Regions from separate parts of the Homo sapiens genome. Here region 1 is linked to region 2. The links are chromatin contacts, found by Hi-C or POLR2A ChIA-PET in ENCODE. All regions are on one chromosome and are shown on one strand. Each heading gives the region's core, a stretch centred on a gene start or an enhancer-like site at or near the end of the contact. The rest is flanking DNA. Distances are from core to core; before and after follow the strand shown. Region 1 has its middle 92 kb from the start of GLS. Region 2 overlaps INPP1 (inositol polyphosphate-1-phosphatase).

Region 1 (7,212 bases), core at 314-2,813, 410 kb after region 2:
ATTGCAGCCTGGTGATTTCTTAAGCAGAGAACTCAGGCAAGCAGTGACCAGGCTCCCGACTTATAGAACTGTGAGATAGTAAATTCATGTTGTTTTACACTGCTATATTTTATGGCAGTCTGCTACACAGCAATAGAGAACCAATGCAACTAATACAACTCCTTTCCACCTAATCTCAAAAGTCAGGTGCTTAAAAAACTATCTTATAAAGTAAAGGCCAAGTGAATCATAAAGCCACTGCCCTGACCTCTTGCACCTTTAAAACTAAGGTGCAAGTCATCATGCAACCTCCCTGATTCTCATCTGTAAAGTCACTGGCCTAGGTGAACAGTAGAGTTTGACAAAACCTTTTTTATTTAGGCCAGAAAAAGAAATGTCTGCCTGTATGAGCCAATATGAAGTTAGCAAACGTTTCTTTTACTTGCAGTTAAAATAATTTCCAACTGATAAAGCAGACTTCCAAAAGCAGCATGAGCAAATTCTTATTTATTCATTGGCAAACATTTATAAAGCATACATAATGTTCCAGATAGGGGGAAAAATCTCCCAAAAATAAAAAAAAATTATTGCTTTCTATAGGCTCATAGCCTCCTGTAGCATGGAGCATGGGAGAGGGAAAAGGCAGACAAATCAAGATACAACTAAAATATAGAGTGGTTAGGCTATGACAGTTATAAACAGAAGGTCTTAGGGAAGCTCAAAGCAGGAATACCTAGCGCACACATTCAGGGTGGTAGGGAGGGAAGGGTTGAATTGGGAGGTTTAGGATATGGAGCAGAATTATGAGGGAGGCGTATGAGTTACTTGGAAGAAGCAGAGGAGGGAGTTTCTAGGCACAGAAGAGTAGAGGCCAATCAATAATCAACCAACAACCATCAAGCACCTGGTGTGAGGTAGGGGCACCTGCCAGATGCTACAGGGAGACGGAGATGTAAAGAACTTCGTCCCTGCCCCAGGTTTTTATAATCATGCTGCAGCGATGCTTCCCCTCCTCCACCCCAGCCCCCGCTCCCCCCCCCGCCCCTCCTCCCCACCCCCGGGGATGGAGCAGCCTGAGTGCTCTCTCTTGTCAACTAAGGACATTGCAAAAGGCACATGCCACCCTGTCGTGCTGCCTTGCTCCCCCAGATCATGCCCTTGGCAGCTGCCTCAGATATTACTGCTTCCAGAAAGTGGCTTACCAACTACGGTGGGAGAATCTAGGTCAAGGTCCTTCAGGAATGTGCTGTGCACAGGCAATTCAAGAAAAGAGAAATGAATTTGACAGGGAAGACAAGCCCTGCAGGTTTTGAAGTAGAATCTTGGAAGCCTGCAGGCTTGGTGAAACTATGCCATCTCTCTTATCAGATTATCGTTCTTAACAGCCTAGGAATTTGCTTGGAAATTATAGAAAGCCACTGTAAATCTTCTTTGAACAAGTAAAGGAACAAATATGTTGAAATAATAAAATGTGAATTCTGAAATAGGGCCTAGGGAAAAATACTGGAGGTAAAAAGACTAAGGCAGATACCATTGAAGGAAGGTGAGAGCAACAACAGAATGAATCATATTTCACCCAATTGACTTGTTTAATCATATTTGAGGAGCAGGGAGGGTTTATAATGGCTAAAAAGAAGGAACTGAGAGGCAGGAAGAACCAAATGTCATTCTTATCTCAGTGGGCATCTAAACCTCACCTGATTTTCCCAGGATGCTGGGGGAAACTTCCCTGTGGCAGCAGTTAAGAAGCTTGCCCAAGGGCTGAGCATTTTTATTTTGCTTTGTTTTGTTTTCATTTTTTTTTTTAATGTCATTGGCCAGGCACAGTGGCTCACACCTGTAATCCCAGCACTTTGGGAGGCCGAGGCAGGTGGATCACCTGAGGTCAGGAGTTCGAGGCCAGCCTGGCCACCATGGTGAAACCCAGTCTCTACTAAAAATACAAAAATTAGCTGGGCCTGGTGACGCATGCCGGTAATCTCAGCTACTTGGGAGGCTGAGGCAGGAGAATCGCTTGAACCTGGGAGGTGGAGTTTGCAGTGAGCTGAGATCACACCACTGCACTCCAGCCTGGGAGATGGAGAGAGACTTTGTCTTAAAAAAAACTTAAAAAAAAAAAGTCAGATTTACTGAGGTTTTATATATACATATATATATACACATATATATATACACACATATATATACACATATATATATACACACATATATATACACATATATATATACACACATATATATACACATATATATATACACACACACATACATACATACAGCAAATTTACCCCTTTTCAGTCTACAGTTTGATAAGATTTGACATATGCATACAGTCACATAACCACCACCACAAGGAAGGCATAGAATATTCCCACCACCCCAGAAAGCTGCCTTGTGCCTTTTTGTAGTCAACTCCTCTCCCCACCTTCTGCAAACCACTGACAGGATTTCTGTCTCTCTAGTTCCGCCTTTTCCAGAATGTCACATAAATGGAATCATATGGTAGATTGCCTTTTGTGTCTGGCTTCTTGCACTTCGCATAATGCAAGGCCAATTTTTAAAAGCTTCAGTATAAATGTTCTCTGCCAAGGTCATCTTTCCTTCAAATCTAAGGCAAAATGGATGAGCACCAATGTTCATGCTTGTCTTAACAAATTCACTGAAGTATGACTGTAGACCCTAAATCAAACCTGTGAAATGCGAAGCAGTTTCTCTCTGTAATCTATTCTGATGTGTTGGCTCAAGCTACACTTGTACAGTGCAAATGATAATAGAAGTCACAGTAAATGTGTAAATTAATATTGTTCTACTTATTAACATTTAGAAATACATAATTTCATTTTAATCAATCAAGACTATTTATAGGCCTATACTGTTGTCCTTAAGGAACTTGCAAACATATTACAAAGACAGTATACAATTAAATCATAGTATTTTATTGCTGAAAGAGGTTTTAGTGATGATTTAGTTATCACGCCATAGAATTTCACAGTTGACAATGGTCTTCAAGACTATCCAGACCTGCTCAACATCTTAGATTTGAATTTCCCTGCTGGTGGCAAACTCCAGAGCAGACATGCTAGATAAATGCGAAAAGCTGGCCAGTGGAAAGTGATGGGACCAGGGGCAAACTGGAGACAGTGTGACAGTGCCTATGGTCATTCAAACTCAATTTAAAGACAAATGCTGTGAAAAATCAATAAACACATATATTTGGGCTTGATTCAATCCTTGAGTCATCATACCAAAATCTCTTTCTATGTTAGTCCTCCCAGGTTTTGAGCTAGTGTTAGTGAAGCCTAGAATCTAGGTTTGTGTACCCGATGTACAGTAAGCCTAACATTGACACATCAGCATTTAGGAGCAGAGAGAAAGGTTTACTCGATTTAGCCAAAGTGAGAGGGCAGGAGAGGCAGTCTCTCAAATCTGACCTGCCTTGAACATAACTGAGGTATTTTATGAATAAGGTTGGTATGTGGGAGGTGGGATCTCTGATGCTCAAAGTTGTCTGCATTTGATCAGGCCAAGGACACCATCAAGGAGGTCTGCATAACCTAAGAATCATTTTTCTTTAAAAGAAAAACAGGCCGGGCACAGTGGCTCACACCTGTAATCCCAGCACTATAGGAGGCCAACGCAGGAGAATCACTTGAGTCCGGGAGTTTGAGACCAGCCTGGGCAACATGATGAGACCCCCCATCTCTACAAAAAATACAAAAATTAGCTAGGCATGGTGGTGCATGTCTGTGGTCCCAGCTACTCAGAAGGCTGAGGTTGGAGTATCACTTGGGCCTGGGAGGTTGAGTCTGCAGTGAGCTGTGATTGCTCCACTGCACTCCAGCCTGGGCAACAGAGAAAAGCCGTCTCAAAAAAAAACAAAGAAAAAAAGAAAAAGACAAAGAAAAACAAACTCATCAATCTCATGGGCAGCCCTGGGATTAGCATAGGAAGTTAATCAATTACTAGTGACTACCCTCTACCAAAGTGACTGTGTACAAGCAAGCATTCATGGAGGAAGAAAAGGAAAAGGGGGATAGGAAATAAGTAAAACAAACATCTTATGCTCTTTATAATAAAGGCTCAGCTACACTACTATAACAGGTGCTCCTGAGACCCTGGCCCATGTCTTTCCACTCTCACCAGTTTAATGGGTACCAGCCTGGCTTCTAACTGCCAGCAGCATAGCGTTTCTTTGCTATAGGATTTCTTGAACACTCAGCTCCTGCTTTAGTGCACTCTCACTGGGGAGGCAGGAAGTGTCAGGGGATTAAAATGGCCCTCCTAGAGCAGCTTTCCTCAACTGATGGAAATTTGTGTATAAATATTCCAGCTCCCTCCACCCACAGGGAGAAGACTGTACTTTACACCAGCCCCCAGAATTCTCAAGTGGGATTAGGGTTCCTGTTACCACAGTGGACTCTCTTTTGACCATATATCCTGTACTTCTGGGATCCTTTCCTTATCTCTCTTCCCCATTTCCTGCAGCCTTTCCTGAAATCAGCTGCCAGATAATCTACTTGTATGTGAATCTTCATCTCAGGGGCTGCCTCTGGGAGATCTCAAATTCATGTGGCTAAGAACACCCCCAGAAATGAGAGATTTATTGCATCCCAACACCCTTAGATATCTCTGACCCATAGAAATATCTTCCCCTTAACTGCGATGAAAAGTGTCTTTCTACAACTGGCATCTAGAGGTCCTCTTTATGGGATGATGTACTTTGTGTAAATTTGTCTAGAAATCTCCCACTTTAGAAAAGTCACTCAAACCCATTCTTAAACTACTTAAGTTTTCTGAAATATATTCTATATTTTACACACTGATCCATGGAAAAAAAAAAAAGGAAAGTTAACTGCTACACAAAGCCAGGAGTAAGCATCTAGAATGAAACATGCCCAAGGGAAGGAAAACCTCCAGAAATCTGGGGATTGGAGGAAAATTTCTCATTAAGCAAGATGTATTATTCTAAGTAAATCTATTAAGTAGATTTACTACTACTATTAGTTTTTAGTTAAATGCTAAGGGAAAGGTCAACCAAGAGGGCTGCAGAAGATGGGATCATTTTATTTACATAGATAATACACGTATCATTGTATATAATTTATGATCCTAGTATTCACAAGGGGAAGGATTGTAAAAAAATGTGCTGTCTTCATTTTCAACCTGACAGTTTTCAGGCTTGTGTGTTTCCTAGTCAAGTGTTTATGCTTGTTCTTGTATGTGCTATCTAAGAGGGTATCAAACGCTTTGTAGAGGTGCTGAAAAGGTATTACATTCTCAGCTTCTTTCCAAGAGGCATCCTCTGGGCCTCTTTAAGAGGCAAGAAAAGTTCTCAATTGTCTGAGCAGTATTCCGAGAGCATCTCCTACCTACTCCTTCTCATCTTGAGAGAAAGGGGAGTTTCAGGAGAGCCGAGACCTGGGTAAAATGAAGTGCAAAATACTGAAACAAGTAGATTTCAGAGCCCTTGTGAACATCGTTTCTGACATGATGTTTGAAGCAAAGTACTTGACAGACAGTTAAATGAACTAGTTTCTGCATTTTGAGGGTCTTTGTAGGATATCCATGGCCATTTTTTTTTTCACAACCTATTTCTGGGACATACACTGAAAGGACTGATTGCTTGCTAATATATCTTTTCTTATACAAAACCACTCTGTGAATATGCGTTCCTATAGTATTTATAAACAGTTTTTTTATTTGAAAGAGAGATAAACAAGTGATTATTAAATTCAAAGCTACACCTATTCCTCCCACTTCTTCTGCATCTGATATAATTACAACAAATCTGGGTTATGCATATGTGAACATCTTCTGGTTTTGATTGTCAAGCAATCAAATAACATTTCTTGCCCACACTCAGACCCATAATTTACATGCTTCTCTGCAGTGACACTTGATGCGGTTTAATTATAATGCTCTTCAATCCAGAAAGCTATTTAAAGGACGATGGAAGCTGTGCATTTTCAGTTCTTTCTCTCACAGACGATCCAGATATTTGTACCTGTAGCTGATCCCAAATTGAAACTTGATAAGTTGCGCATGACTTTTAACAGCAATAATTTTTCCTTTATAGAATAACTGATATTTTAAAATATGTATTTCTTTCTAAGAAAGCACGTCCTGCACAGTTTTCCATTTTGAATCTGTTTTTCCCCACACCATTAGAAGAAAGCATGGAAAATTTCACAATCATCTGCATTCTGTTTACAGCAAATATTTTTTCATTTCAGAGTGAAATTCTCAAGCCCCAAATGGGTAGGTGTTTTAATTCAGCATGGAAATAAAGAGTTGCTTTTTCTGGACATATTCCCTTCCTTTTCCTGGCAGTTACTGGTACCGACTTGCTCTTAATTATCTCCCATTCAATGCTAGTCATAACCACCCGCCCACTTCACACTTAGGCAGTCCTGCCCACAGCACTCACCCCAGCCCCCTCAGGCTGAATCATCAGCTCCCACCCCCGTCCTTCCTTTCCCACTGCCATTTCCTTTTTCGCTTCAATGCCCTTTATAGAGGGACATTCTTGCTTTTCCAAAGCTTTTTTCCTCATTCCTTATTACATCCCCTTTAAATTTTAGAAAAACCGTAATTCTTATGGAATTTAATTTTCTTCTCATCACTGAGGATGATTTGTGCTTGATGCACCATAGAATCTGTGTTCATTAGTTACCCATTAATTCTTGTGTACTTTAGGGGGACAGTAGAATTTGAGAAACTGGAAATCTATCACTTTCACTAAAACATACATAAGATGAAACTGAGTCACTTTGGAAGTTTCCACCATGGCAGAGACAAAGGAAGTCCCAGGCCTGGGCAATGTAAACAATCAACTTACAGTTTGACATTTCTGCTTTCAACATTCCACTCTCCCTGATTTTTTTTTTAATGCTATAATTAAGTCCTTTCAAATTGCTAACCCTAGAGCCTCTCTTTTTTCTTAGGCATACAAAGTATGGGAAGCTGAGGGCTCTAGAATTTGACACCTGCAGGTATCCTAGCTCTGATCAACCCACAGATATGTTGTACTGATACCAGCCCAGGCCATGAAGACACCATTAAACATTCCACCCCTATGTGGTTTTTACTTAAAGTACTCTAATATTGTCAGGAGGTATCCATGTATGAAGACATATTTCTCCGCATGTTCAGGACAAGTCATTCCTTATTATCTCATGAAGATTCTGCATACAGGTCTCACAGCTACCCCCAACATGCAAATAAAGAAAAGAA
Region 2 (6,547 bases), core at 2,546-5,045:
TCTGATTAGTAGTATTTCTAAAATAATCCCACCAATTATTCTGGTTATTACTTTTTCAATGCTTTTGATAAGTAACAAATATTTGAATGCCTGTTATATACAAATTGCTATGCCACAGGAACTATAGACACATCCTCTCCCTTCAAGAGTTCTCACAGTCAGGAAAATGAAACACAAGCAATTTAAAAGTAAAGTACAAGAGGCCAAATAACAATTCAATACAGTGACATCCAAAGGTAAAAAATTATTGGTTACCAAATCAGTAGAAGAGAGAAGTCATATGGAACAGAGTCTTCTAAATGATCTTTACCTGAATCCAAACACATTTGTTTCCTTTTTCAGATTCAACTTATCAGTATATAAAAGGTTCTGCTGACATTAAATCCAACCAGGGAATCTTCCCCTGTGGACTTCAGTGTGTCACCATTTTAATTGGTGTCTATGACATACAGACAGGGGTTCCCCTGATGGGAGTCATCAATCAACCTTTTGTGTCACGAGATCCAAACACCCTCAGGTAAAAGGCAAATATTTTTGGTATATTATGGTTGTTAGAACTTACGACCTCAGCTTTGCTTGTTGTTAGGATTATCACTATATGACATTCCCATGACTTAACACATGGGAGTGTTGCCATTGAAAGTCTGCGTATTTGAATTAAAGTTCTATTTTCAATCTTGGATTTGCGTAATTTTATTTCAGGCCAAGTGCATGCTGGTAGAAATTTTAAAATTAATACTATCCTGTAGAAATCATAGTTTTACATTTGGAATATAGTAATCCTGTTCCCTGTTTCTAGAATCCACTCAAAACCAGATAAGTAGAGTGGTGGTAACACTGCCTTCCAATACATTGGGAATAAGACAGCTGCCATCGCTGTATAGCCAGTTGAACTTTGGTATAATTTTAGAAGTTCAAAACAAAATGTGAAAATTATCCAATGAAAAGATTGGTAGGCATGGCCAGGATCAGAACCTAACTCACACTCCCTTTCTGCCTCCTCCCTTCCACTCTTCCATGCACTCTTAAACAGAGCGTAGAAAGTGGCCAGGACTCAGCTGCCTCTGATCCATGGCCTGTGCTTTGGGGTTGACTCCAGGGCATGGCAAAGTCCAGGTGGAACAAGCAGTTCAGCTTTTTATTGAAATAGGTCATATTTTTTCACTTATATAGGATTACATATTTTTATTGAACCTGAGCTGCTTCAAGTAACAATCATTTGCTCTTTAATAGTCATAAGTTTATACCTCTTAAGTTTTAATATTTTCCCCCTACCCCCACCATCTTCCAAACTAAAAATAGGTTTCTGCTATCTTTAAAAGGTTAATAAGAAATTAAAAAGAATTGGAACAATATGCAGACATAATCATGGCCTAGAAATGGAGGTGGTCAACAAAATAGTTTATGGCACAGATTCAGAGTGAGACTTTGTGGGTTTGAATGCAGATTCTACCACTTTCTAGCTGAGTGGGCCTCAGCAAGCTACTTACTTTCTCTAAGCCTGTTTCCTTATCTGTAAATATGTAACAACATAGACAGTAAGTTAAGCATTGATAAAGGGAAGGTGCTATAATTATTGTGGTTGCCAAAACTAATAACATTGAGTCCATCTTTCTTTGTGTTGGAAGCCAACGTGAAACTAGTGAATAAGAGAATGAAAAGGAGTTACCAAATAAAGAAAAACTTGTTATAGGGATTGTAGAATATTTGCAGATCAAAAAGAGATATCACTTTTCTATTCCTTTTTCCCTACTAAACTTTAAATACTAAAAGTTGTAATGAAATTTTGCAATGGTTCTGGAAGCTGGAAACCCCATAAATGTTTTAGTGTTGTCCTAGATTGATGTGATAATGCCATAAAATTGAAAGCATTTCTAATTGCAACAACTCAGGCAGCTGCATGCATATAAGTAACTTTCTGAAATAAACTAGCTACCTGATATCTATTCCTAGACTTAAAGGTGTTAAGATTCACCATGTTATGATGAATTGTGTATTTCTTCGTATCATTAAGTTTGAAAGTGACATGAGTAATGAAAAACAAATGTGATAATCATCACCAATTGAAATTTTTCTTCTACAGGTGGAAAGGACAGTGCTATTGGGGCCTTTCTTACATGGGGACCAACATGCATTCACTACAGCTCACCATCTCTAGAAGAAACGGCAGTGAAACACACACTGGAAACACCGGCTCTGAGGCAGCATTCTCCCCCAGTTTTTCAGCCGTAATTAGTACAAGTGAAAAGGAGACTATCAAAGCTGCATTGTCACGTGTGTGTGGAGATCGCATATTTGGGGCAGCTGGGGCTGGTTATAAGAGCCTATGTGTTGTCCAAGGCCTCGTTGACATTTACATCTTTTCAGAAGATACCACATTCAAATGGGACTCTTGTGCTGCTCATGCCATACTGAGGGCCATGGGTGGGGGAATAGTAGACTTGAAAGAATGCTTAGAAAGAAATCCAGAAACAGGGCTTGATTTGCCACAGTTGGTGTACCACGTGGAAAATGAGGGTGCTGCTGGGGTGGATCGGTGGGCCAACAAGGGAGGACTCATTGCATACAGATCCAGGAAGCGGCTGGAGACATTCCTGAGCCTCCTGGTCCAAAACCTGGCACCTGCAGAGACGCATACCTAGAGGAACTCTAACCCCGGTGTACCTGTATAAACTGAACTGTGAAACTGTTTCGGTTATCTCTGTCTTTTGAGGATGGCTTTGTCCTGTTGCTGGTTAACATTCACCTTCCTCTTTTGAGGAGTATTTTTCCATTATGTATTCATAATAATGTTAATTTCAATAAATGACATTCATGCAGCAATTATATTGGTGTATGAAATTCTTACAGTGAATATTGTGCTGTTAGTGCTGCTTGAAACATTTCAATAAAATATTGACCAGGAGCAGTGGCTCATGCCTGTAATCCCGGGACTTGGGGAGGCCAAGACGGGCGGATCACGAGGTCAAGAAATCAAGACCATCCTGGCCAACATGGTGAAACCCCATCTCTACTAAAAATATAAAAATTAGCTGGGCTTGGTGGTGTGTGCCTGTAGTCCCAGCTACTCAGGAGGCTGAGGCAGGAGAATCGCTTGAACCCGGGAGGCATAGGTTGCAGTGAGCCGAGATTGTGCCACTACACTCCAGCCTGGTGACAAAGCGAGACTGTCTCAAAAAAAAAAAAAAATTGATGAACGAGGAAAAAATCCTGTTAAATTAGTAAAACTATGCTAAACATCTAAGCGATAGAAATTTCTCTGAAATATAAGGGAGAATACAGGAGGGGTTTGCTTGAGTTTTGTTTCCTCTCGAAGGGAAAAATCTGCAATTTTAGCCTGTTGGCAGAACATTTAGAACTTAATCTGCGTAAGTTAGCCAAGTTTATGTACTTTTAACAGTATTCTTGTATTTCTTATAGGAAGTAAAGCCTGGAACACTGTGGGCTCCCCCTTTGCAGAGACAGGGAGAGACAGGGATACACACACACACACACACACACACACACACACACACACACATACACAGTGAAAGACACAGACAAACAGAAAGACACATATACACACACAGAAGCAAAAGAGTACAATGAGTAGAGGTTTCTGCAATTTTTGCATATTTACTACACTTTACCAAAAACCAGAGGTGGACTTTAGATATATACAACCCTTGTGTACCAGCATCCCACAGTGAATGTTCTCTGAAGTGGACATAAAGTACTTTTTCTGTATTCTCTGTGGCAGGCCTGGTAACCAGAGAGTGCCAACTGCAGGGATCAAATCCTCGGCTCTGACTTCATTCTGCCCTACGCCCCCTGGGGGCCAAAGGATGTTTCTACAGATCCTCTATTTACAAATGCATGAAAATAACAATCTTATTTTCTAATGTCCTTACACTTAAAAATTTTTGACAAATTATGTTTATGTCATATGATATGATGCTTTGACATATGTATATATTGCAGAAGGGCTAAATCAAACTAACATTACCTTACATTTTTTTGTGTGTGTGTGTAGTGAGAACACTTAAAATCTGTTAGCAATTTTCAGGTAAACAATACGTTGTTATTAACTATAGTCACCACGTCATAGGATCTTTTGAACTTATTCTTCCTGTTAACTAGGATTTTCTATCCTTTGACCAACATCTCCCAAACACTCCAGCCCCTGATAACCACCATTCTACTCTCTGCTTCTGTGAGTTTGACTTTTTCAGTTTCCATGTGTAAGTGAGGCCGTGTGGTATTTGTCTTTCTGTGCCTGGCTTATTTTACTTAACAATGTCCTTCAGGGTCATCCAAATGACAAGATTTCTTTTTTTATGGCAGAATAGTATCCATTGTGTATACATATTAATACCACATTTTCTTTACCCATTCATTCATATCTTGGTTGATTTCATATCTTGGCTATTGTCAATAATATCAAAATGAGCATGGGAGTGGAGGTATCTCTTTAACATACTGATTTCTTTTCGTTTTTTTTTTTTTTTTTTTTTTTTGTTTTGTTTTTTTTTTTGAGATAGGGTCTCACTCTGTCACCAGGCTGGAGTGCAGTGGAATGATCATGGCTCACTGCAGCCCCAACCTCCTGGGCTCAAGCGATCCTCCCACCTCAGCCTCCTAAGTAGCTGGGACTATAGGTGCATGCCACCATGCCTGACTAATTTTTGTGTTTTAGTAGAGATGGGGTTTTGCCATGCTTCCCAGGCTGGTCTCGAACTCCTAGGGCTCAAATTTCTCAATTGGAGGGGTCAAAAGCTGGATGGAAGAGGGAATCATTATATTCTGTGAACATCTATAATGTATATTATTCACCATCAATCTTTGCAGAAAAGCCAAAGCCCTTTCTTTAAGCATGTGCCTCTGATGGGTCTGCATTGTTTTTCTTGCAGAAGCCACAACCAGGTGACTATGATTTCTAGTTTTATTTTCTGTAGAGGAAGAACTTAAAAATATTCCATTTTTACAGTGGTGTTTGTTTTTGAGACAGAGTCTTGCTCTGTCACCCAGGCTTGAGTGCAATGGCACGATCTTGGCTCACTGCAACCTCTGCCTCCCAGGTTCAAGTGATTCTCCTGCCTCAGTAGCTGAGCATAAATCTCAGCTACTCTCCTGAGTAGCTGAGATTACAGGCACTTACCATCATGCCCGGCTAATTTTTGTATTTTTAGTAGAGACAGTGTTTCGCCATGTTGGCCAGGCTGGTCTCGAACTCCTGACCTCAGGTGATCCATCCACCTTGGCCTCCCAAAGTGCTGGGATTACAGGCATGAGCCACTGCGCCTGGCCACAGTTTTCTTACCAACTAATTTTTTGGTTCACCTTTACCCACACTTACTAAAGCCTCCAATTCTTTGTTTTCAAACCCACACTCCATTACTTTACGTTATATTAATTTAATTATTAGAAATAAAATTGGAATATAGAGTTGTGGAAAGAAGTAAACAATTTTTTTTTTTTTTTGAGATGGAGTCTCACTCTGTCACCTGGGCTGGAGTGCAGTGGTGTGATTTTGGCTCACTGCAACCTGCACCTCCCGGGTTCAAGCAATTCTCCTGCCTCAGCCTCCCTAGTAACTGGGATTACAGATGCCTGCCACTATGCCCAGCTAATTTTTTGTATTTTTAGTAGAGACAGGGATTCACCACGTTGGCCAGGCTGGTCTCCAACTCCTGACCTCGTGATTCACCCGCCTTGGCCTCCCAAAGTGCTGCCACTGCACCCGGTCAACAATTCTTGGTATGCAGGCAATTTATCTGATGGGAACAGGAGTTGGAGGTAGTGATGGAGGGGTGTTCTACAGAGGAGCCTCTTGGCCATGAAAGTCAAGTGTCTTTTGCATCAGTCTGTGTTTTACAGGAGGATGGATAGAGAGATTAGTCTGCCAGGTCACTTAGACACAGAGTAGTACAAAGAGAGCCTCAACTGCACATCAAGAAGAGCAGTCTTTGGGAATCCAAGTCAACATCCCTTCCTTTCTTGCTCTCACAACCTATATGCAATCACTCAGGAAACTCTCTGGTCTCCACTTTCAAAAATATATCCAGAATTCAGCTATTCCACATCACTGTCCTATACCCCACCCTGCTCCATGCCTTTTTATGCATCACCTGGATTATTGCAATAAACTTCTAACTTGCCTCCATACTGTTCATTCTCAAGACAGAAGCCAGAGTGATCTTTTTCAAACACAGATCAGATCATGTCCCTCTTCTGTTCAAAATTCTCCAAAGCACAATAAAATACCATCTTACACCAGTCAGAATGGCCATTATTAAAAAGTAAAAAAAACAAAAACTGATGTTGGCAAGGATGTGGAGAAAAAGAGATGCCTATACACTGATGATGGGAATATTAATTAGTACAACCTCCATGGAAAAGAGTATGGAGATTTCTCAAAAAACTAAAAGTAGAACTACCATTCGATCCAGCAATCCCACTATTGGGCTACCCAAAGGAAAAACAAAATAATCACCTCAAAAAGACATTTGCACTCATGTTTATCACAGCATTCTTCACAATATCAAGGTTAAGGACTCAACATAAGTGT

Evidence for each region. A loop is a pair of places that touch in the nucleus more often than their neighbours do. ChIA-PET counts read pairs that join two places held with the same protein, here RNA polymerase II (POLR2A). Pooled maps may share reads with other maps.
Region 1: a map of heart right ventricle shows a loop between it and region 2 (2.1-fold over the local background). The contact joins two enhancer-like sites. A Hi-C loop is called at or near these places in 5 of 168 maps with a recorded cell type or tissue (PC-9, cardiac septum, heart right ventricle and 1 more) and 8 of 50 pooled maps. POLR2A ChIA-PET finds 5 or more read pairs at or near these places in 2 of 52 experiments (CD4-positive, alpha-beta T cell and activated T-cell).

The regions. Positions count from the first base shown.
Region 1 is chr2:190,785,373-190,792,584 of GRCh38, forward strand. No RefSeq gene overlaps it. Among named protein-coding and RNA genes, the nearest start is that of GLS, 92 kb to the right of the region's middle. RefSeq lists an enhancer at 5,795-6,994. Within about 2 kb of position 1,564, at least 4 of the 41 ENCODE cell types and tissues checked have a DNase peak (open chromatin) inside an H3K27ac peak, as active enhancers do.
Region 2 is chr2:190,368,761-190,375,307 of GRCh38, forward strand. It overlaps INPP1 (inositol polyphosphate-1-phosphatase), which reads left to right. Exons shown (of 7, transcript NM_001128928.2): 6 at 343-517; 7 at 2,084-2,905. The coding sequence ends at 2,642. Among named protein-coding and RNA genes, the nearest start is that of INPP1, 28 kb to the left of the region's middle. Within about 2 kb of position 3,796, at least 5 of the 41 ENCODE cell types and tissues checked have a DNase peak (open chromatin) inside an H3K27ac peak, as active enhancers do.